Linked DNA regions of Homo sapiens: regions 1, 2 and 4 are each linked to region 3. A link is an interaction called in ENCODE POLR2A ChIA-PET data of the cell type or tissue named here. Cell type or tissue: GM12878. All regions are shown on one strand. Links, peaks and the distances in the headings refer to the core of each region. The heading gives the core; the rest is flanking DNA.

Region 1 (4,000 bases), core at 1-4,000, 72 kb after region 3:
CCTGTATCTGTATGTGTAGATGCACGTGTGTATGGTGTATGCATGGTGCATGTGTGTACACATGTGGTATATGGCATGTGTGCACATGTGTATGTGTTGTGTATGACCTGTACATGATGGTGCATGTGTGGGTAGAGATGTATGTGTAGTGTGACTATGGTGCGTACATACATTTGTGTGTGTATGCATGGAGCATGTGGTGTGTATGTGGCATGTGCATACATGCGTATGTGTTGTGTATGACCTATACACAATTCTGCATGTGTGGGTAGAGATGATGCATGGTGTGACTATGGTGTGTGTACATACATTTGTGCACATGTGTATGGTGTATGCATGGTGCATGTGTGTACACGTGGTATGTGGCATGTGTGCACATGTGTATGTGTTGTGTGTGACCTGTACATGATGGTGCATGTGTGGGTAGAGATCTATGAGTGGTGTGACTATGGTGTGTGTACATACATTTGTGCACGTGTGTGTGTGGTGTATGCATGGTGCATGTGTGTACACGTGGTGTGTATATGGCATGTGTGCACGTGTATGTGTTGTGTATGACCTGTACATGATTCTGCATGTGTGAGTAGAGATGTATGAGTGGTGTGATGGTGTGTGTACATGCATTTGCGCACATGTGTGTATGGTGTATGCATGGTACATGTGGTGTGTATATGGCATGTGCATACATGCGTGTGTGTTGTGTATGACCTGTACATGATTCTGCATGTGTGGGTAGAGATGTATGCATGGTGTGACTATAGTGTGTATACATGCATTTGTGCACGTGTGTATGGTATGTGCATACACATGTGGTGTGTGGTGTGTGCTCATGGGCATGGATGTGTGGTATGCACGTGGTTCCTGTGTGCCCTGACCATGTCCCTTCCCCTGGGCTGGCCTTTTTCTTAGGGCCATGTCTGGAAACGTGACCTTGGCCCTGAGGCTGGCAACGCGGGGTCAACCTGTGGGACCGCAGTGCACGGCTCAGGGGCTCACAGGCCGAGAAAAAAAAGTGGAGAAAACGCCCCCTCCCCTCTCTGTGGGGACCTGGGCATGGCGGGGTTCTGTGGATTGGTTTTGTATGTGGTTTTCTCTCCCGTGTCCTGTTGGTCACTCCAGTTAGAATGTAGGGATCAGGCAGGTCTAGCTTGATGTGAACTTGTCTATTGCAAAAGTGGCCAACAGTGGAACAGGTATGTTTTAGGGCAATCGATTCCTTGAGTTGACCCATCTTGGATGAAGAAATTCCACTTCCCAGCCAGCTGTCTGTCCATTTGTTCACCTGCCCATCCATCCTTTTATCCCATCACAGCTACAGAATTTCTCTCAAGCTCTGTGATGAGTAAGGGAAGTGTAAACAATTCAGAAAATAACAGAAGAGGCCACAAGTGGCTGGGCACGGTGGCTCACTCCTGTAATCCCAGCACTTTGGGAGGCCGAGGCGGGCAGATCATGAGGCCAGAAGATTGAGGCCATCCTGGCTGACATGGTGAAACCCCGTCTCTACTAAAAATACAAAAAAGTAGCAGGGCGTGGTGGCAGGGGCCTGTAGTCCCAGCTACTTGGGAGGCTGAGGCAGGAGAATGGCGTGAGCCCGGGAGGTGGAGCTTGCAATGAGCCGAGATCGAGCCACTGCACTCCAGCCTGGGTGACAGAGTGAGACTCCATCTCAAAGAAAAAAAAAAAAAAAAAAAAAGAGGCCACAAGTTCGAGACCAGTCTGGCCAACATGGTGAAACCCCGTCTCTACTAAAAATACAAAAATTAGCCGGGTGTGGTGGCTTGTGCCTGTAGTCCCAGCTACTCGGGAGGCTGAGGCAGGAGAATCGCTTGAACCCAGGAGGCAGAGGTTGCAGTGAGCTGAGATTGTACTACTGCACTCCAGCCTGGGTGACAAAGCAAGACTCCCTCTCAAAACAACGAAAAAGGAAATTAACTTCTGAGAGTCTGGCGGGGCTTTCTCTAAGAGGGGCTTTTTCTGGGCGGGGCTTTTTCTGGTAGGGGCTTTCACTGGGTGGGGCTTTCCCTGGGTGGCACGTTTCTGGGTGGGGCTTTCTCTGAGTGGGAATTTCTCTAAGTGGGAATTTCTCTGGGTGAAGCTTTCCCTGGGCGGGGCTTTCCCTGGGTGGGGCTTTCTTCTGGGTTGGGCTTTCTCTGGGCTGGTCTTTTTTCTGGGTGGAGTTTTCCCTGGGCGGGTCTTTTTCTGGGCTGGGCTTTCCCTGGGTGGGGCTTTTTTTCTGGGCGGGGCTTTCCCTGGGCGGAGCTTTCCCTGGGCGGAGCTTTTATCTGGCCAGAGCTTTTTCCTGGGCGGGTCTTTTTTTCTGGGAGGGGCTTTCCCTGGGCTGGTCTTTTTTCTGGGCAGGGCTTTCACCAGGCGCGACTTTTTTCTGGGCGGGACTTTTTTCTGGGCGGGTCTTTCCCTGGGCGGGGCTTTCCCTGGGCGGGACTTTTTCTGGGCAGGGCTTTCCCCGGGCGCGACTTTTTTCTGGGCGGGGCTTTCCCTGGGCGGGTTTTTTTTCTGGGCGGGGCTTTCCCTGGGCGGGACTTTTTCTGGGCGGGGCTTTCCCTGGGCGGGTCTTTTATCTGGGCAGAGTTTTCCCTGGGCGGGTCTTTTCTCTGGGCTGGGCTTTCCCTGGGCGGGTCTTTTTCTGGGTGGGGCTTTCCCTGGGCGAGGCTTTCGCTGGGCAGGGCTTTTATCTGGGCGGGGCTTTTTTATGGGCGGGGCTTTCCCTGGGCTGAGCTTTTATCTGGCCAGAGCTTTTCCTGGGCGGGTCTTTTCTGGGCGGGGCTTTCCCTGGGCGGTCTTTTTTCTGGGCAGGGCTTTCCTTGGGCTGGTCTTTTTTCTGGGCGGGGCTTTCCCTGGGCGGGCTTTTATCTGGGCAGAGCTTTCCCTGGGCAGGTCTTTTTTTCTGGGCGGGGCTTTCCCTGGGCGGAGCTTTCCTTGGGCTGGTCTTTTTTCTGGGCGGGGCTTTCCCTGGGCGGGCTTTTATCTGGGCGGAGCTTTCCCTGGGTGGGGCTTTCCCTGGGCAGGTCTTTTTTCTGGGCTGGGCTTTCCTTTGGCGGGTCTTTTTCTGGGCGGGGCTTTTATCTGGGCGGAGACTTCTCTTGGCGGATCTTTTTTTCTGGGCGGGGCTTTCCCTGGGCGGGCTTTTATCTGGGTGGAGCTTTCCCTGGGTGGGGCTTTCCCTGGGAGGACCTTTTTTCTGGGCGGGGCTTTCCCTGGGCAGGTCTTTTTCTGGGCGGAGCTTTCCCTTGGCGGGTCTTTTTTTCTGGGCGGGTCTTTCCCTGGGCGGGGCATTCCTTCTTTGGGACCTGTGCATACCCTTGGGACTTTGCCTGGTCACGTCTTTAAAAATCTTTTTTCCTGGAGCCCAGGCCAACCCTCCCTGGGGCTTGCAGTTGGATGAGTGGAGTGGACAAGTGACCTGTGAGCTTAAAGCCGAGTGCAGGGGGCGTAATGGGGGACGATTAGTGCCTTTTTATAGCAGCTGCAGGAGGAGCATGTAAGGCCCCGTGGGCAGCTCTAAGCAACAACCCTACCTTGGGCTGGGGAGATTCCTGCCTTCTAGTCCGAGGAGCCCTGGCTGGCCCCACCCTGCGTTCTGCCCTGGTGAGGGGGCTGCATCTGTCTCCGTGCTAGAGGGTCATTTGATGGACCGTGGAAATGGTGGTCTGCCCTGGGACTGAGAGTGTCGCCGGCTCTTTCCCATATGCAGGGCTGGAGGGCTGGGCTGTGTTCCTCCGGGTGTTTCACTGCTGTTTTGCTCCGCTCTGTTGGAGCCTAGCAGAGCTTTTAGGTCAGGGACAGTGGGGTTTTGGCTGTCCCATGGGGCAAGGCTCCTCACCCTGCCCTTCCCCACTCTTGCTTTTCCTATTCCCAGTCACCCAGGCTTTTCCTTCCCGGGAGAACCTAGCCATTTGCAAATAGGGAGCTTTTTACAGTGGGCTCCACCCCAAGGTTGCTCTGTGGCACCGGACCTGTCCAGAGCAGCTTGATTTCC
Region 2 (7,791 bases), core at 1,826-5,825, 93 kb after region 3:
TCAAGAATCACTTGAATCCAGGGTGGGGCAGAGGTTTCAGTGAGCCGAGATCGCGCCACTGCACTCCAGCCTGGGCGACAGAGCGAGACTCCGTCTCAAAAACAAAACAAAGCAAAACAAAAAACCCAACAACAAAAATCCTCAAAATGTTCCTGAAATAAATCCCACTTGGTTACGATGTATAATCCTTTTTATCTTTCCGGATTCTGTTTGCTAATAATTTGTAGTGAATTTTTACATTGATATTAAAGGAGGATATTGGTGTGTAGTATTTTTGTGATATCTTTCTCTGGCTTTGGTATTAGGTGAATATGGACCTTATAGAATGGGTCGGAATTGGAATTAATTCTATCCGAAATTTTTGGTAGAATTTACTAGTGAAATTGATTAGGCCTGAGCATTTTTCTTTTTCTTGTAGAAAGATTTAAAATTACTAACTCAATTTCTTTATAGCTATATTCAGATTTTTTATTCTTTGGGAGTTGGTTTTGGCTATTTATTTATTTATTTATTTATTTATTTATTTATTTTGAGACAGAGTTTTGCTCTTATCTCCCAGGGCTGGAGTGCAGTGGCCCGATCTCAGCTCACTGCAACCTCCACCGTTCATGCAATTCTCCTGCCTCAGCCTCCCGAGTAGCTGGGATTACAGGTGCCCGCCGCCACGCCCGGCTAATTTTTTTGTATTTTTTTGTAGAGATGGGATTTCGTCATATTGGCCAGGCTGGTGTCGAACTCCTGACCTCAGGTAATCCTGAGGCCCATCTCGGACTCCCAAAGTGCTGGGATTATAGACGTGAGCCACCGTGCCCGGCCAGCAATTTATATGCTTTAAGAAATTTGTCCATTTCATCTAAGCTGCTTGATTTATTGACATAAAGTTGTTCGTAGTATTCTCTAACAATCGTTTTGTATCTGGAAGGGCAGTAGTGATAGCCCCTCTTTTATTCCTAATTTTAGTTTTTTCTTGGCCAGTTTAGCTAAACATTTATCAAATTTGTTGATCTTTTCTAAGAAACAACTTTTTAAGAACTTTCTTTCTTTTTTTTTTTTTTTTTTTTTGAGACGGAGTCTCGCTGTGTCCCCCAGGCTGGAGTGCAGTGGCCGCGATCTCAGCTCACTGCAAGCTCCGCCTCCTGGGTTCACGCCATTCTCCTGCCTCAGCCTCCCGAGTAGCTGGGACTACAGGCGCCCGCCAACACGCCCGGCTAATTTTTTGTATTTTTAGTAGAAACGGGGTTTCACCGTGTTAGCCAAGATGGTCTCGATCTCCTGACCTCGTGATCCGCCCGTCTTGGCCTCCCAAAGTGCTGGGATTACAGGCGTGAGCCACAGCGCCCGGCCAGAACTTTCTATTTCAGGCCGGGTGCGGTGGCTCACGCCTGAAATTCCAGCACTTTGGGAGGCCGAGGCAGGTGGGTCATGAGGTCAGGAGTTAGAGACCAGCCTGGCTAACATTGGTGAAACCCTGTCTCTACAAAAATTAGCTGGGTGTGGTGGCAGGCGCCTGTAATCCCAGCTACTCCGGAGGCTGAGGCAGGAGAATCGCTGAATCCAGGAGGCAGAGGTTGCAGTGAGCCAAGATAGCACCACTGCACCTACAGCCTGAGCGACAGAGAAGACTCTGTCTCGAAAAAAAATAAGTGAATAAATAAAAACTTTCTATTTCATAGATGTTCTGTTGTTTTTCCGCGTTCTAGTTCACTGACTTCCTTTTTTCTTTCTTTTTTTTTTTTTTGAGACAGTCTCACTCTGTCGCCCAGGCTGGAGTGCAATGGTGTATTCTCGGCTCACGGTAACCTCTGCCTCCCAGGCTCAAGCAATTCTCGCGCCTTAGTCTTCCGAATAGCTTGGATTTTGTGTGTGTGTGTGGGGGGGGGGGGCGGGGGGGACACGGTCTCACTCTGTTGCCAAGATTGGAGTGTAGTGGTGCAATCCTAGCTCACTGCAGTCTCCACCTCCCATGCTCAAGGGATCCACTTTCTAAGCCTGTCAAGTACCTGGGACTAGAGGTGTGCATCAACACACCTATTTTTTTTTTTTTTTTTGAGATGGAGTCTCGCTCTATCACCCAGGCTGGAGTGCAGTGGCACGATCTTGGCTCACTGGAACCTCTGCCCTCCAGGTTCAAGCAATTCTCCTGCCTCAGCCTCCCAAGTAGCTGGGGTGCCCGCCACCACACCCAGCTAGATTTTTTTTTTTTTTTTTTGTATTTTTAGTAGAGACGGGGTTTCACTGTATTGGCCAGGCTGGTCTCAAACTCTTGACCTCGTGATCTGCCCGCCTTGGCCTCCCAAAGTGCTGAGATTACTGGCATGAGCCACCGCGCCCGGCCTTTTAATTCATATTTTTTTGTAGCGATGGAGCTTCACCGTGTTGCTCAGGCTAATTTCAAACTCTTGGGCTCATGCAATCCTCCGGGGTCGGCCTCAGTCTCCTCCCAAAGCATTGGGATCGCAGGGGTGAGCCACTGTTCTCGGCCTCACCTCTTCTAACGTTAAGAGTTTGCAGTTATAACTTTCTCTAAGCACTGTATTAGCTGCATCCTATACATTTTCATGTGCATATTTCCATTTTTATTCAGCTCAAAATACGTACTAATTTTTTGTGATTTCTTATTTATTTTTAATCTTATGAGACGGAGGCTCGCTCTGTTGCCCAGGCTGGAGTGCAACGAGGCGATCTCGGCTCACTGCAACCTCTGCCTCCCGGGTTCAAGCGATTCTCCTGCCTCAGCCTCCCGAGTAGCTGGGACTACAGGCAACCGCCACCACACCCAGCTATTTTTTGTATTTTTAGTAGAGACGGAGTTTCACTATATTGGCCAGGCTGGTCTTGAACCCCTGACCTCAAGTGATCCCCCGCCCCCCCTCGACCTCCCAAAGGGCCGGGATTATAGACATTAGACGTCGTTGCCGGGGGAGCCCTCCAAACACCCAGAAATGCCACAGCCAGGACCGTGGGACGCAGCAGAATCGCCCAAGGGGCAGGGGGCAGCCTGGCCAGAAGAAAATGAGGGAGGGGCCGCGCGTGAGGTTCGGCAGGGGAGAACACAGGCCTCCGGCGGCCACGGACGCCGCTTTGCCATTTTGAGCGTTTCTGGGGAGGACAACGCGCGCAGGAAGCGCAGTCATCTCAAGCTGACCTCCAAGGCTACCAGGTTTGAGGGCTGGAGCCGAGTCTGAAAGCCCCGACCCGCCTATGGCGCGGGGACTGTGGGTCCAGCCGGCCGCTTGGCCCCCTCGCTCGGCGCCGGTCCAGGCGCAGCGCTCGGGCCCCGGCGACGGTGAGATGCGGCGCGGCCAGCTTAGCTCGGGGTAGGGGCCACCCCAGCCTCGCCCCAGCCGGCCGGGTCCGCGACCTCGGGAGGGTCCGGTCCTTCCCTCGGCCCCCGCGACGCCGCGCCCGGGTGAGGCCCTGGGCTTCTTGCCGGTGACCACGCGGCCAGGGTGGCCCCCAGCCCAGGACGGCTACCAAGGGCGGCCCAGCCCCATCCCCGCGCCGCGGGTCCCGGAACCGAAGAGCTGGGAGCGGGCGCTCCCTGACAACATGGCGGCGGCGCCCGGGCGCCTCCCCGGGTCCCGGGTGTCTGCGTCTCCCCGCGAGGCCGTGGGCAAAGCCGGTGCCGTCCGACGACAGGAGGCGAAAGGAACCCAGGACCAGACCCGCGGGGCGAACAGTGCTGGAGGACCATGCACCGACCACGCCCGAAGCAGAACCAAGGCCCGCCCTGTTGCCGTGGCGACTGCGCGCGGGGTAGACGCAGGCGCCGCAAGCCGTGAGCTCTCAGTGCAGGCGCATAGGCTGCGGGGTTGAGGCGCATTGCGTGCGCGTGCGCGCTGCTCACACGCGGACGGTTCTGTGCGCCGCAATGGCTGCCCGCGAGTATCGGAGAGGCGGAGCTCTCAGTCTTTTACAGGACCGGGTCTCCTGATGCCGCCGGTGGTTCCTCGAGGCCCCCTTCCACGCATCCGCCGCCGCTGCTTCATCAGGACTTCATTTCGGTGACGCAGAGCTTTGGCGAGAGCTACGGCAACAGCAAGAACTGCCGGCGGCTCTTGTGCTGCAGGGTGAGGACCGCGCCGGGCGGACCGAGGCCCGGGGTCGCTGCGCCCGCCGCCCTCCCAGCCTGCGGCTCCGAGCGGGGCCTGGGCGGGCAGACTCGACTCCCCCCGACGCCGCCCTCTCCACCCTTACCCCGCAAAAAGGGGCAAATCTGCTTTCCGGGCCGGGGCAGCCGTGGTCGGCACGCCTGCAGCGGTCTCAGCGACCCAAATTCTGCGGGGCGGTGGTGGTGGGAGGAAGGGTTGGAGCCCCAGCAGGTTGTCTGGGCTTCGTTTGCTTTTCGGCAAGGTCCTGGCCCAGGCCCCAGTCCCTCTTGGAGCGGAAGCCTCTGGACCTGTTGCTCCTAAGAAAGCAAGCGGCCCCTGACGCGTTGCTGTGGCCTGGTTTGACCCTCGTAGCCAGCCCATGTTCTGTGAGGCATGAAGCGCCACGCAGACACCACGACAAAGTGAGATGAACTAAGACCTCTTCTTGATTCTAAGCAGGGAACGCACAGCTCACCCTGTCACATGCAGCGATCATAAGCTGAGAATTACCCTCTTCCTTCCCACAGCGTCTAATCTTTTTTTATGTTTTTGTGGCAAGGTCTCGCTTAGTCGCCCAGGCTGGAGCGCAGTGGCGATCATGGCCCACTGCGGCCTCGACCTCCTGGGCTCCAGCGTGCGTCTAATCTAGAACCAAATCCTCCTTCCTTAGATCATCCCCCAAATCACCCAACTACAGGTGAAATCCTGTAATAGTTTCCTCCGAACACCCTGTTGCTGAGACACCTCAACGTCTCAACCTGGTGTGTTTGTACGTAGAGTAAAAGACCCAACTTGTTTAACTACAGGCGTGTTTGCAGTGGTCTTTGGCTTAAGGGCGTTATAGACTCTCAGTCGGAGAGTCACTGAGATTCAGTTGAGACTCTCAACTCAGAGCATGCCTTTCTGAGTCCCTTTTGTGTCTGTCTCTGGGAGCACAACCTATTCTTGGCTGGGAAGAAACAGGCATATTCTTTGTTTCATTCTCCTTGAACGCCTACCGTGGCCAGTTGCCGTTTTAGTTCTGACTGCAGAGATGAATAAAACAGATTTGTAGGAGAGGCTGGTGAGAAGCCAGCCACAGACAGGCAGAGGCAGGTGGCACATGTGTACGTCCTGTGTGGAAAAGAGCAGGGCCCTGGGGAAGAACCGTGGCTGGTTCTGAGGGCTCAGCGGAGGCTGCGGCACTGAAGGCAAGATCTGAGGGCTGAGAAGCTGCTGGCACCGGGCAGGGTGGGGAGGGGGCTGACTTGAGCCTGAGCGAAACTGCCTGAGGCAAGGAGGACCTTGGCATATTTGAGACGGTGAAATTCCCAGGGCTGGGAGACGGAGTGGGGGTTGTCTCAGTCCATCCGTGGTCCTACAGGTCCTGGAGGTAAGGAAGCAGACCACCACTTTTCCTGCTGGCCTCCTCTCCCCACCTTGCCTAGTTTATAAGGCAGGAGGAAAGGGAGAAAGCAAACAGTTGGAAAGAAACAGAAGTAAGATAAATAGCCAGACGACCTTGGCGCCACCACCCAGCCCTGGTGGTTAATAATTATAATAATAATATCAGCTCCTGACCTGAACTACTTGTGTTATCTGTAAATTCCAGACGTTGTATGCAGAAGCATTGTAAAACTTTCTGTTCTGTGAGCTGATGCATAGCCCCTAGTCACATTTCCCGCGCTTACTCAATCTACCAGGACCCTTCCATGTGGACCCCTTAGAGTTGTAAGCCCTTAAAAGGGCCGGGAATTTCTTTTTCAGGGAGCTCGGTACTTAAAGACGCAAGTCTGCCGAAGTTCCCGCGGAATGAAGCCACTTCCTTTTTTTTTTTTTTTTTTGAGACGGAGTCTCGCCACTTCCGTCTTTAACCCGTTGTCAGGGGTTTTGTCTGCGGCTCGTCCTGCTACAGAGGTAGCATGGAGGGTTCAGTTGATGTGCGGGAAGATTTTGGCGTGGACTGGAGGTCTGAGATGTTTACTGTGAAACTGCTCTGGCTGGGTGGAGACACTGGAGGGCAGGAGGCCAGGAGAGCTGCCTGGCTGTGGGAAAAGCTGAGTGGGGGAGGAGGGCTCCGCAGGAGTGGGCCTTGGGAAAAGGAGGGCGGGTCCCTGGGTGGAGGGGCCAGCAAAGGCTGTGCAGGCTCTGGCTTGGGGACACTGAGGAGCTCCGTTTTGGATCTGCCCACTGTGAGATGCCTGGGAGGCGCCATGGAGACCTTGGTGGGCAGGTGGTGCCGGGATCAGAGTCTGCCAGGGGAGACAGGTTTTAGGAGTCCCTAGGTATAGATGGTTTTTGTCGTCCGGAAAGGTTGGAAGAAGGGGCCAGGCCTAGTCCTGAGTGCCACCAGACTGAGAAGATTGGGGTCAGGGAGGAGGGCAAGGGCAGCCAGAGAACCAGGAAAACATCTCATCATTGAAGATACGGTTCAGGAAGGAGAATGGCCAAATTCCAGATGCTGTTGAGAAGTAGATTTAAATAGATTGAAAGTAAAAGGATGGACTGGGCACAGTGGCTCATGCCTGTAATCTCAGAACTTGAGGAAGCTGAGGTGGGAGGATCAAGTGAGACAGGAAGTTCAAAAGCAGCCTGGTCAAAATAGTGACATCCCGTCTCTACAAAAAATAAAATAAATTAGGACCTATAGTCCTAGCTACTCAGGCAGCTGAGGCAGGAGGATTGTGGGAGTCGAGGAGTTTGAGGCAGTCATGAACTATGATTGCACCACTGCACTCCAGGCTGGGCAACAGAAAAAGACCCCGTTTCAAAATAAAAAAAAATTATTACATGATATAAGGACATTATATAGTAATAAAAGGGTCAATTCATGAACACATTATAGCAATTATAAAGATGTATGGCCGGGCGCAGTGGCTCACGCCTGTAATCCCAGCACTTTGGGAGGCCCAGGTGGGTGGATCACAAGGTCAGGAGATCGAGACCATCCTGGCTAACACGGTGAAACCCCGTCTCTACTAAAAAATACAAAAAAATTAGCCGGGCGTCGTGGCAGGCACCTGTAGTCCCAGCTACTCGGGAGGCTGAGGCAGGAGAATGGCATGAGCCCGGGAGGCAGAGCTTGCAGTGAGCCGAGATCGCGTCACTGCCCTCCAGCCTGGGCAACAGAGCGAGACTCCGTCTCAAAAAAAAAAAAATAAATAAAGATGTATGTACCAAGAACAGCTCCCCAAAATATATGAAGCAAACATTGGCAGATTTGAAGACAGAAGTAAGTTCTACAATAATAGTTGTAGATGTCACTCAACCTATTTCAGTAATGGAAAACGTATCTAGGTGGCAGATCAACAAGGAAATAGAGGGTCTGGACAGTGCTAAAATCAACTAGAAAGGACGGACACAGAACACTCACCCAACAACAGCAGAACACACAGTTTTTAAGCACACGGAACATCCTCCAGGACAGACCATGTGTTAGGCCACATATTAAAATATATTAAAAGAAGTTTTAATATATATATATATATATATTTTTTTTTTTTTTTTTTTTTTTTTGCTTTCTTTGTTGCCCTGGCTAGAGTGCAGTGGCACGATCTCGGCTCACCGCAACCTCCACCTCCTGGGTTGAAGTGATTCTCCTGCCTCAGCCTCCTGAGTAGCTGGGATTATAGGCTCCCGCCACCATGCCTGGCTAATTTTTGTATTTTTAGTAGAGACGGGGTTTCACCATCTAGGCCAGGCTGGTCTCAAACTCCTGACC
Region 3 (4,000 bases), core at 1-4,000:
GCAACACGGCAGTCTGTCCTCTCGGTCTTCTGAGCTCTAGGTCCCAGTGCCTGAGTTGAGCGACTGGCAGCCGCCTTTTCCCTCCTTGGGAGGGGCGGGGCCATGGGGCGGGGCTCAGAGATGGGGTTCCCAAGATCCCAAGAGGCCCCAGCAACTGGAGCACGACAGCTGGCCCAGCCCTCGTCCTCAGGTGGGTGGCAGCCCAGGCCTGGGCTCTGAGGGGCACTGCCAAACCAGTGACTCAGCCCCTCACATCCGGGGCATGGCCTGGGCCCTAAAGGGCATCTGCAGCTTGCCTGAGAGGAGGGCAGGAGGTGAGCCTGAGGTCACGGCTCTGGAAAGGAAGTGGGGTGAGGCCCTCAGATTCCCGGGCCTGCAGTCCCCAGCCATTGCTCACACACCTCAAAGCCCCGGCGAGGCAGGGCTTCTAAGCCTCTGAGCCTCTTCTTAGCAGAGACCAAGATGCTTGAGAGCCATTGGCTCTTGGAGGCTTTCTGCTTCTTTTCTGAGATGGAGTCTTGCTCTGTTGCCCAGGCTGGAGTGCAGCTGCGCGATCTCGGCTCACTGCAACCTCTGCCTCCCGGGTTCAAGCGATTCTCCTGCTTCAGCCTCCCGAGTAGCTGGGATTACAGGCAACCACCACCACGCCTGGCTAATTTTTTGTATTTTTAGTAGAAACAGGGTTTCACCATGTTGGCCAGACTGGTCTCCAACTCCTGACCTCAGGTGATCCGCCTGCCTTGGCCTCCCAAAATGCTGGGATTACAGGCGTGAGCCACCGCGCCCGGCCGATTTTTGAGACAGGGTCTCACTCTGCCATCCAGGCTGGGGTGCAGTGGCATGATCTGGCTCACTGCGGCCTCAACCTCCTGGGCTCTAGTGATCCTCCCACCTCAGCCTCTTGAGTAGCTGGAAGGACTACAGGTGCACCACCACGCCGGCTAATTCTTTATAGAGATGTAGGTCTCACTATGTTGCCTAGGCTCATCTCAAACTCCTGGACTGAAGTGATCCGCCTGCCTCCACCTCCCAAAGTGCTGGATTCCAGGCGTGAGCCAGCGTGCCCAGTGGCTTTTCTGCTTTTTTCACTGATAAAAAATGTTTGATTTGCACGTTTTGTCACAGGTCTTATCTTACAATCAGTGACACGGGCTTTAGACACTACTGACATTTTTAGCTCATTTCTCAAACTGCAGTTACCCTCTGGCTGGCGGGCGTGGGGGCCACACGCGCCCCCCCAGCGTCCCCACCTTGGGCCCCCCGCCTCCAGCCGAACCCAGGCTCCATCTGCACCGGCGCAGGCAGGGGTGCAGCGGGCACTGGCGAGTGCCGCGGGGACGACCCACGGCAGTGGGGCCCTTGGGGCCCAGGGGAGCACCAGGAAGGGCGGGTTCCAGTCAGACGTGGCCTGTGTAGGGCCAGTCAGACCGGTCGGGACATGAGTTCAGGCAACCCGGCCCCGATTTGGGGAGAACTGGGTGCTCCTGGGGACCCAAAACTTGAGAGGCCGGCGACGGAAGTCCACTGCGCAGGCGCCGGAAGTCCCGCCCACCTCCCTGCCTGCCACTTGAGTGGCGCCTATGGCGCATGCGCAAACAAGGCAGGAACCGGCCGTGGAAATATTATTGCCCAGAAGCCCACGCGCTCCGGGGTTTCCCGAAAGACCCGGTTCGGATGTGACCAATACTCGGCTTGGGGTTCTCCAGCTCTGAATGGCGGGTCTGAAAAGGCCTGGCCTGGGGGGCGGGGCCTCGTGGCGGGGGCGGGATCTCATCCCCTACGGGGTGGGGTCTCGCTGAGGGGGCGGGGCCTGCGGCCTGGTGCTTCCTCGGGCGCACGCCGGGTCGGTGAGCAGAGTCTGCGGCGGAGCTGGGCTCCCGGCCCTCCCCAGGCCCAGGCTGCCTCAGTTGCCCCACCATCTTGCCAGGGCCCCGTAAGGACCCCTCCAGCAGCGCCCCTGTCACCCGCACACCTCTCCCTATTGCTCTTCTGAGTGACACTCGCCCGAGGCCCCACAGAGGGGCCAAGCCAGACCCTATGCGCAGGGCTGCTCCTCCAGCCTGTTTTGCCCACGCGAGCTCCCGCACCAGCGGCACCGTCCCCTCTGGGCTCAGCACTCTGCAGGCCCTGGGGCTCTGCCTAGAGCAGGTGCGGTCTGGCCAGTCCAGCGGAGAGAGGAGCTGAAGGAGGCCAGGATGTCCAGGGCCAGGTGCGGGGCCAGAGCTGGTCACAGCGTGGCAGCGGAGGCCCTCGAAGCCCTGGTCCCCTGCCTCACGGTGACCAGCAAGCCCGAGGGCTCCACAGGCAGAAGGCGGACCCAGGAGGGCAGGGAAGCCCCGGGTGAGGAAGCGGAGAGGCCCGGGCCTGCGCGCTGGAGTGCCAGGGGCCACCCTGTCCGGGCAGGTGCGGTCCTCAGGGCCGCCTCCACCCCGCACTGGGCTGCCAGCCTGTCCTTCGCGCACTCCCACCGGACCCGTCCGTCCACCGGCCTCGGCCTTCTGATCCGCTCCGCCCGCCCCGCTCTTGCCCCTTAGAGTCACAGCGATCTATCTGAGCTACGGCACCGGGCACAGGCGGAGCTGGAGGACTCGGGGCCTTCCCATGGGGCGGGGGGCCGGGGACGGGGGAAGGCACCGGTGGGCCCTGGAACCAGCTCCCCTGGGATCCTCCGCGCAGGTCCCCTCCCTCTCACTCCAGAGTCCTGAGGCCTCCTACTGTGAGGGAGGAGAACAGCCGGATTCTCCTCCTGAATCTGGGGGGGCGGGGGCTTGACCAGGACCCAGGATCAGCCTGGAGAGAACTGGGGGCGACGCGGGGGTCCTGCCCCCCACGCAGTCCGCGGGCGAGAGCGACGCCGGGAGCGGACCGAGGGGCGGCCGGGAGGCTGGCCCCGCCCCGCGGACCCCGCGCGGGTCCCCAGACGGGGGGTGGCGCTGCGGGCGCGGGCGGGCGCCGCGCGCACTGCGGTCCCCGCGCCTCCGCCGCAGAGCGCGCCACGCTCCGCACGCACCTGCCGCCGTCGCCGCCGTGCCGAAACCCGCGCCCCGCGCCCCACGCCCGCGCCCGCGCCCCTCGGTGCCGCCCGGGCCCCGCCATCGCCTGAGGTCGCTGCGGCCGCCGCCGGAGCCGCCGGAGCCCCCCGAGCTGCCGGGCCGAGGCGCGGGCGCCGCGTCCGGGCCTGCCTTTGAGACAACCTCTGCGGCGGCGGCGCGCGGCCGGGACGCCAGGCTGGGGCAGGTGAGCGCAGGGGGCGGGGGCCGGGGGCGGACTCAGCGCCCCTCCCCACGCGACGGGGGTCGGCCCTCGGGAAGGTGCGTCTGGCCTTGGAGGCGGGGACCGGGGAGGGGGTTGGGTTCTGAGGCCCGCGGAGGTCGGGATCCCACGGCTGAGGTCAGGGTCAGAGGTCGGGCGCCCGGTCCTTTGTGCAGGGCGAGGGCTAGGGTGGGGGTGGCCGGGGCACTGCCCTCATGCCGTCTCTCACCTGCAGCTCAGGCCTGGCCCAGGCCTCGCCTCTGCTCCTGCCGCGGAGCCTGCCGCCCCGGTCCTCCTGCAGCCAGCGCTTCGGCTAGCTGCCTTCCCTGGGCGCCCTGTCCTGGAGCCATGGGGCCCACCCAGCCCCTGCCTGCCCCGATGTCCCGGCCCGCGGCCTGCTGACCTCGGCTGCAGGGGGAGCCCCCCCCGCGCCCCCTCGCCAGCCTCAGCAGCCAGAGACCCTGGGTGAGACCCTGGGCCAGACCCCCAGCCCAGGGCAGCCTCCCACCCCTCCCTGCCCCCGCCTGCCTCCCCCTCCCCCACCCCTTCCTCCTCCTCCCAGGACTGGACCAGAGAAGCCACTGTGGCCACTGGGGGGGGCCCTGCACCCCCAACTCTCGCCGGCTGTCCCTAGGAGTCCACGGGCCGTCCGGGGCCCCCCCCAGGCCTGGCGGGACCAGGATGCTGCCCTGTCACCTGCCCCCCAGCCCCACACAACGCCCCCACCCACCCGAACATCCAGTCTGAC
Region 4 (4,000 bases), core at 1-4,000, 66 kb after region 3:
GCCAAGGGAAAGATGTTCTGGAGGAGGAAGCCGGCGAGGGCAGAGGCTCTCAGAGGCCCAGGGGAGTCAGGAAGGGCTGTCCCACACGGTGGAAGAGGACAGTTTGACCCGGTCCCATCAAGAGCAATGCAGGCTGGAGGAGGGATGAGGGGTGTGGAGGACCAGGACTGGGGACAGCGAGTGCTGAAGCTGAGGTCTGCCTGCTGTCCCCCATCTGCTCTTCCCCAGCAGGGTCCTGTCAGACAACTAACTGCCCCAGACTTAAGTAGGGCTGGGTCAAGAGGGGCACTGGAGACCCCCTGTGGGATGGGGGCAGCTTCCTCTCCTCCCTCCTGTTCTCTCTGCTTCCTGTGCTGTGCCAGGTGTGCTGGACGGTGTCCAGGGGAAGCAGGCCCCACCCCCACTTCCTTTAGTGGCTTTCATTGACCTCACCGCACCCTCCTCCTTCAGGCCAGAGGGGGTGGATGGGCTGTCTGGGGTGGGGACACTGAGGGAGGTCTGTGGGGCCCCCACCTTCAGTCTGGTGGACATCTGGTACCCTCGAGGCTTCTCTGTCTCTCCGCCTGGCCAGATGATCTTCCTGTCATTAGGGATGACCTGGGGGTGGGAGTATGAGATGGAGGGTGGCCACGCAGGGGTCTTGGCCCCAGGACCCTAAGGCCCCAGCCCCCACCCCCTCATGACCCCCACCTACGTGGGTGCCATTGTAGATGCCCACTTGCACCAGCTTGCGGTTCTGCAGGTTCATGATGCTGTAGTTGGCGAACTTCCGGTCCCCATCCTCATTGAACTCCACGCGACCAGTCACCCCATCCGCATACTTGGAAGACATCAGCACTCTAGGGAAGGAAGCATAGCTGAGGCTTCTCAGAGATGCTCCTTCTCCTGCTCCTCCCTGCTCCTTCCCCCTGCTGCTTCTCCCTGCTCCTTCCCCCTGCTCCTTCTCCCTGCTCCTTCTCCTGCCGGCTGAGCAGCTTGGGCTTTTCCCTTGTCCCAGTCCCAAGAACGGAAAGATCAGCAGACGCCAGACCCTGGACACCGTGGTATCTGCCTGCACCAGATGGACGGTGTGGTTCATGACAGCTGAGTGGTTTATGGGTGCCAGACCCGGCTTTCTGTGGGTTAGGACGTTGTCCTCAGAACCATCCTGCCTTACAGAGACGGAGGCAGAAGCTCAGAAGGATGCCTGCCCTCTTGCCAGCAAGTGAAGGCGAGGTTGAGCCAGCTCTAACCACCAGGCTGTCCTGTCCGGCTGTGTGTGCACGTGTGCATTGTACCCATCGGGCCACATCAGTGAACCTGTGTGCACACGTGATCCCTATGTGGGGTGCACCCCATGCATGTGCTTGTGTCACATGTGTGTCATGTGCCTGAGTCTGTGTGCACACATGGTTCTGTGTATGTGTGTCGTGTGTGTGCACACGTGCTGCCTACATCTGCACTTATGTGGGCGTTGTGGATGGTGGCTCTGCACGTGCTACTCAGTGGTTGGGGATCTGGGGGTGAGCTGGCATGGCATGGTGTCCAGGCGTGCTGTGAGCTAACTCCTGCCACACTGCAGATGTTCACTTGGGTCTCTGGGCCTTGGCCAACCCTGGCTGTCTAAGGCTCGTGTGCTGTTCTTGGGCTGCTTGTCTGGCCTCCTGGGTCCCTGGAAGCTTTCAGTCCCCATCTGCATCAAGAGCCTCCTCCCAAAGGCTGCCAGCCACACAGGGAGAGGGGTGCTGTTTCAGGGTGGGCTGCAGTGTGGAAAGTAGGGGCGGAGGCAGTGGAGCCAGTCCCCACTCCAGTGACGGCCCAGGTACTGGTGTCAGTGTTGAGAAGAGGGCAGATGATTGTGCCATTAGATGTGGTGGTGCTGGGGGTGTGGGGGGAGAGGAGAGAAGTAACAGTGTCCAGAGGATGTTGGCAGCAGGCTCCACTGCAGTACCCCTGAGAGCGACGCCGCCCACCTCCTGGAAGCGACCCCGCCCACCTCCCCGAGAGTGCCCCCACCCATCTCTTGAGGAGCGCTCCCCCAGCTCCCTAAGAGCGGCCCCGCCTAGTCCTGAGAGCTGCTCCGCCCAGCTCTGGAGAGTGGCCCCGCCCACCTCCCCAAGAGCGGCCCCGCCCATCTCTGGAGTGACCCCGCCCACCTCCCCAAGAGCAGCCCCGCCCAGCTCCGGGGAGGCCCCGCCCACCTCTTGAAGAGCGGCCCGGTCTTCCAGATGTTGGTGTTGCCCACGCAGCCCCGCGGCGGGTCGGTGATGTTCTCCTTCTCGAGGAGCTCGTGCACGGCCTGGGCCACCACGCCCACGGCGTCGCTGATGTGGGCCGACTCGTTCTTGCCGTTGATGAGCTGCAGCCCGAGGATGCCTAGGCGAGCATGCGACTCAGAGCCCGTGGGGTCCTCCCCGTTCGGGGACCCCGCCAAGGCCCAGCACTCACCGTCTGGGGCGTAGCGCAGGGCGTTCCCCGAGATCTCGCGCTCGCCGACCAGCCACACGTACCCGGAGCCCGTCATGTTCAGCATCGCGGCTGCGCGGTATACAGTGGCAGCATCGTCCTCGCTGTGGGGCAGACGGGGATGACGGGCCAGGACTCCAGCACTCCCACCGCGGCGCTCCGCAGGCCCAGGTCCTCCTCCTCTGGAGCAGGGACCTGCCCAGCCCCCATCCCCTCCTAGAGCGAAGCCTGCAGACCTCGCAGAGGCGCTGCGGCCCAGAACCCAGGAGCCTCCCAGGCCTCCGTTGCTGGCTCTTACCTTGGGGGAGCAGGGATGGGGTTAGATGCTGGCCCCCTTACCTTGGGGGAGCAGGGATGGGGTTAGATGCTGGCCCTTACCTTGGGGGAGCAGGGGTGGGGTTAGATGCTGGCCCTTACCTTGGGGGAGCAGGGATGGGGTTAGATACCTGGCTTATGGGACTGACTTCCTTCTTGTGACCTGCACCTGTGCTCCCCAGCACGCCCTTCCCTCCACCTCAGAAGGCTCTGATGGGGTCCCAGGATGGTAATGGATCACCATTGATCACTTGCTGGCCAGATACCAGGCACTGCTCGAAGTGTTTTACGGGGATTATGTTGTTTAACTTTCACAATATCTCTGTGTCCCGAGGGGAAGCGGAGGCACATGGGACACACAAGAGTTGGTAAGTGGCAGAGTCAGGACCCGAGCTCCTAAGACCTCCTAGACAGGCCACACCCCTCTGGTCCTCTATGTTCAAACATGTGAAATGAGGGGTTGAGTGGCTCTCCAGGTTGGTGAGATATTGGTGGATCCAGCGTCCTGGGGACGGCCAGAGATGAGAGGCGGCTTTCCCCCTGGAGTCTGCATAAGCAGCTGCCTTCGCCCAGCCACCCAGGCCTGGGGCCTGCAGGAGGACAGAGCCCAGACAGGCCTCACCTTGCAGGCATGTGTGGTCTTGAGCTCTGCCAGTGTGCTTGCAGGTGGGCCCCTGTGGACAGTGGAGCAGGGGACCTGGTCCTCTGGGGCTGGGGCCTCTCTGGTTATGACAAGGACCTGGAGACCTGGTGGGACTCTGGAGGCCTTTGGGGGGTCTTCCCTCACCCCCGTCTGTCAGACCTTTCTCTGCAGGGCCTGACCTGTCTCCAGGTGGGCCTGGACTACCCCTGACACTTTGCTTCTCCAGACATGGGCAGCAGGGTTGGGTGGATTGCCTGAGTGTTGGATAATTTTCACAATACTTGACTGGAAACCAAGGTGGCCCTCCCCTCCTTGAGGAGGGATCTGCCCCCAGTTTTCTCGAGAATAAGCCCACAAAGAAATGCAGCCCTTCGGTGTTTGCTCTACATAACGATGCTATTGGATGTCAGTGACACAAAACAGAAGTGCTCCCAGTAGCACTGGCCCAGTGCCCCAAATGAGAGCATCTAGCAGAGGCTCCGCACACTGAACACAGCACAGCTTGTCCAGCAAGACCCAACACCACACGTGTCATGGCACAGCATGCCCGCTATCAAAGTGCCCACCAGGGCCTGACAGACAAGCCCGTCTTCTTGA

The links. Peaks named below come from ENCODE experiments on the same cell type or tissue, not always from the same donor. Only the 100,000 strongest peaks of a DNase experiment are listed, where the experiment ranks them.
Region 1: POLR2A ChIA-PET joins it to region 3 with 33 read pairs; 19 of 35 experiments call an interaction of 5 or more read pairs at or near these places.
Region 2: POLR2A ChIA-PET joins it to region 3 with 27 read pairs; 24 of 35 experiments call an interaction of 5 or more read pairs at or near these places.
Region 4: POLR2A ChIA-PET joins it to region 3 with 19 read pairs; 19 of 35 experiments call an interaction of 5 or more read pairs at or near these places.

What each region holds. Positions count from the first base shown.
Region 1 is chr9:137,149,596-137,153,595 of GRCh38, reverse strand. All of the region lies in intron 4 of GRIN1 (glutamate ionotropic receptor NMDA type subunit 1), which reads right to left. Among named protein-coding and RNA genes, the nearest start is that of GRIN1, 12 kb to the right of the region's middle. RefSeq lists an enhancer at 1,846-2,165. In GM12878, for the core only: no CTCF peak of the experiment used is centred there; DNase peaks (open chromatin) are centred at 2,155, 2,787 and 2,995; H3K4me3 peaks cover 1,113 bases; H3K27ac peaks cover 1,788 bases.
Region 2 is chr9:137,125,793-137,133,583 of GRCh38, reverse strand. No RefSeq gene overlaps it. Among named protein-coding and RNA genes, the nearest start is that of GRIN1, 9.5 kb to the left of the region's middle. RefSeq lists silencers at 3,224-3,733, 4,094-4,173 and an enhancer at 5,164-5,373. In GM12878, for the core only: no CTCF peak of the experiment used is centred there; a DNase peak (open chromatin) is centred at 3,813; H3K4me3 peaks cover 3,061 bases; H3K27ac peaks cover 2,871 bases.
Region 3 is chr9:137,221,226-137,225,225 of GRCh38, reverse strand. It overlaps RNF208 (ring finger protein 208), which reads left to right and starts at 2,986. Exons shown (of 2, transcript NM_031297.7): 1 at 2,986-3,237; 2 at 3,488-4,000. CYSRT1 (cysteine rich tail 1) reads right to left here and starts at 52. Exons shown (of 2, transcript NM_199001.5): 1 at 1-52. RefSeq lists silencers at 1,734-2,083, 2,394-2,443, 3,384-3,433. In GM12878, for the core only: no CTCF peak of the experiment used is centred there; a DNase peak (open chromatin) is centred at 1,645; H3K4me3 peaks cover 2,865 bases; H3K27ac peaks cover 791 bases.
Region 4 is chr9:137,155,218-137,159,217 of GRCh38, reverse strand. GRIN1 (glutamate ionotropic receptor NMDA type subunit 1) reads right to left here. Exons shown (of 20, transcript NM_007327.4): 5 at 2,428-2,549; 6 at 2,181-2,355; 7 at 695-839; 8 at 514-597. LOC105376328 (a long non-coding RNA gene) reads left to right here. Exons shown (of 3, transcript XR_007061878.1): 3 at 229-4,000. Among named protein-coding and RNA genes, the nearest start is that of MIR3621, 12 kb to the left of the region's middle. In GM12878, for the core only: no CTCF peak of the experiment used is centred there; no DNase peak of the experiment used is centred there; H3K4me3 peaks cover 821 bases.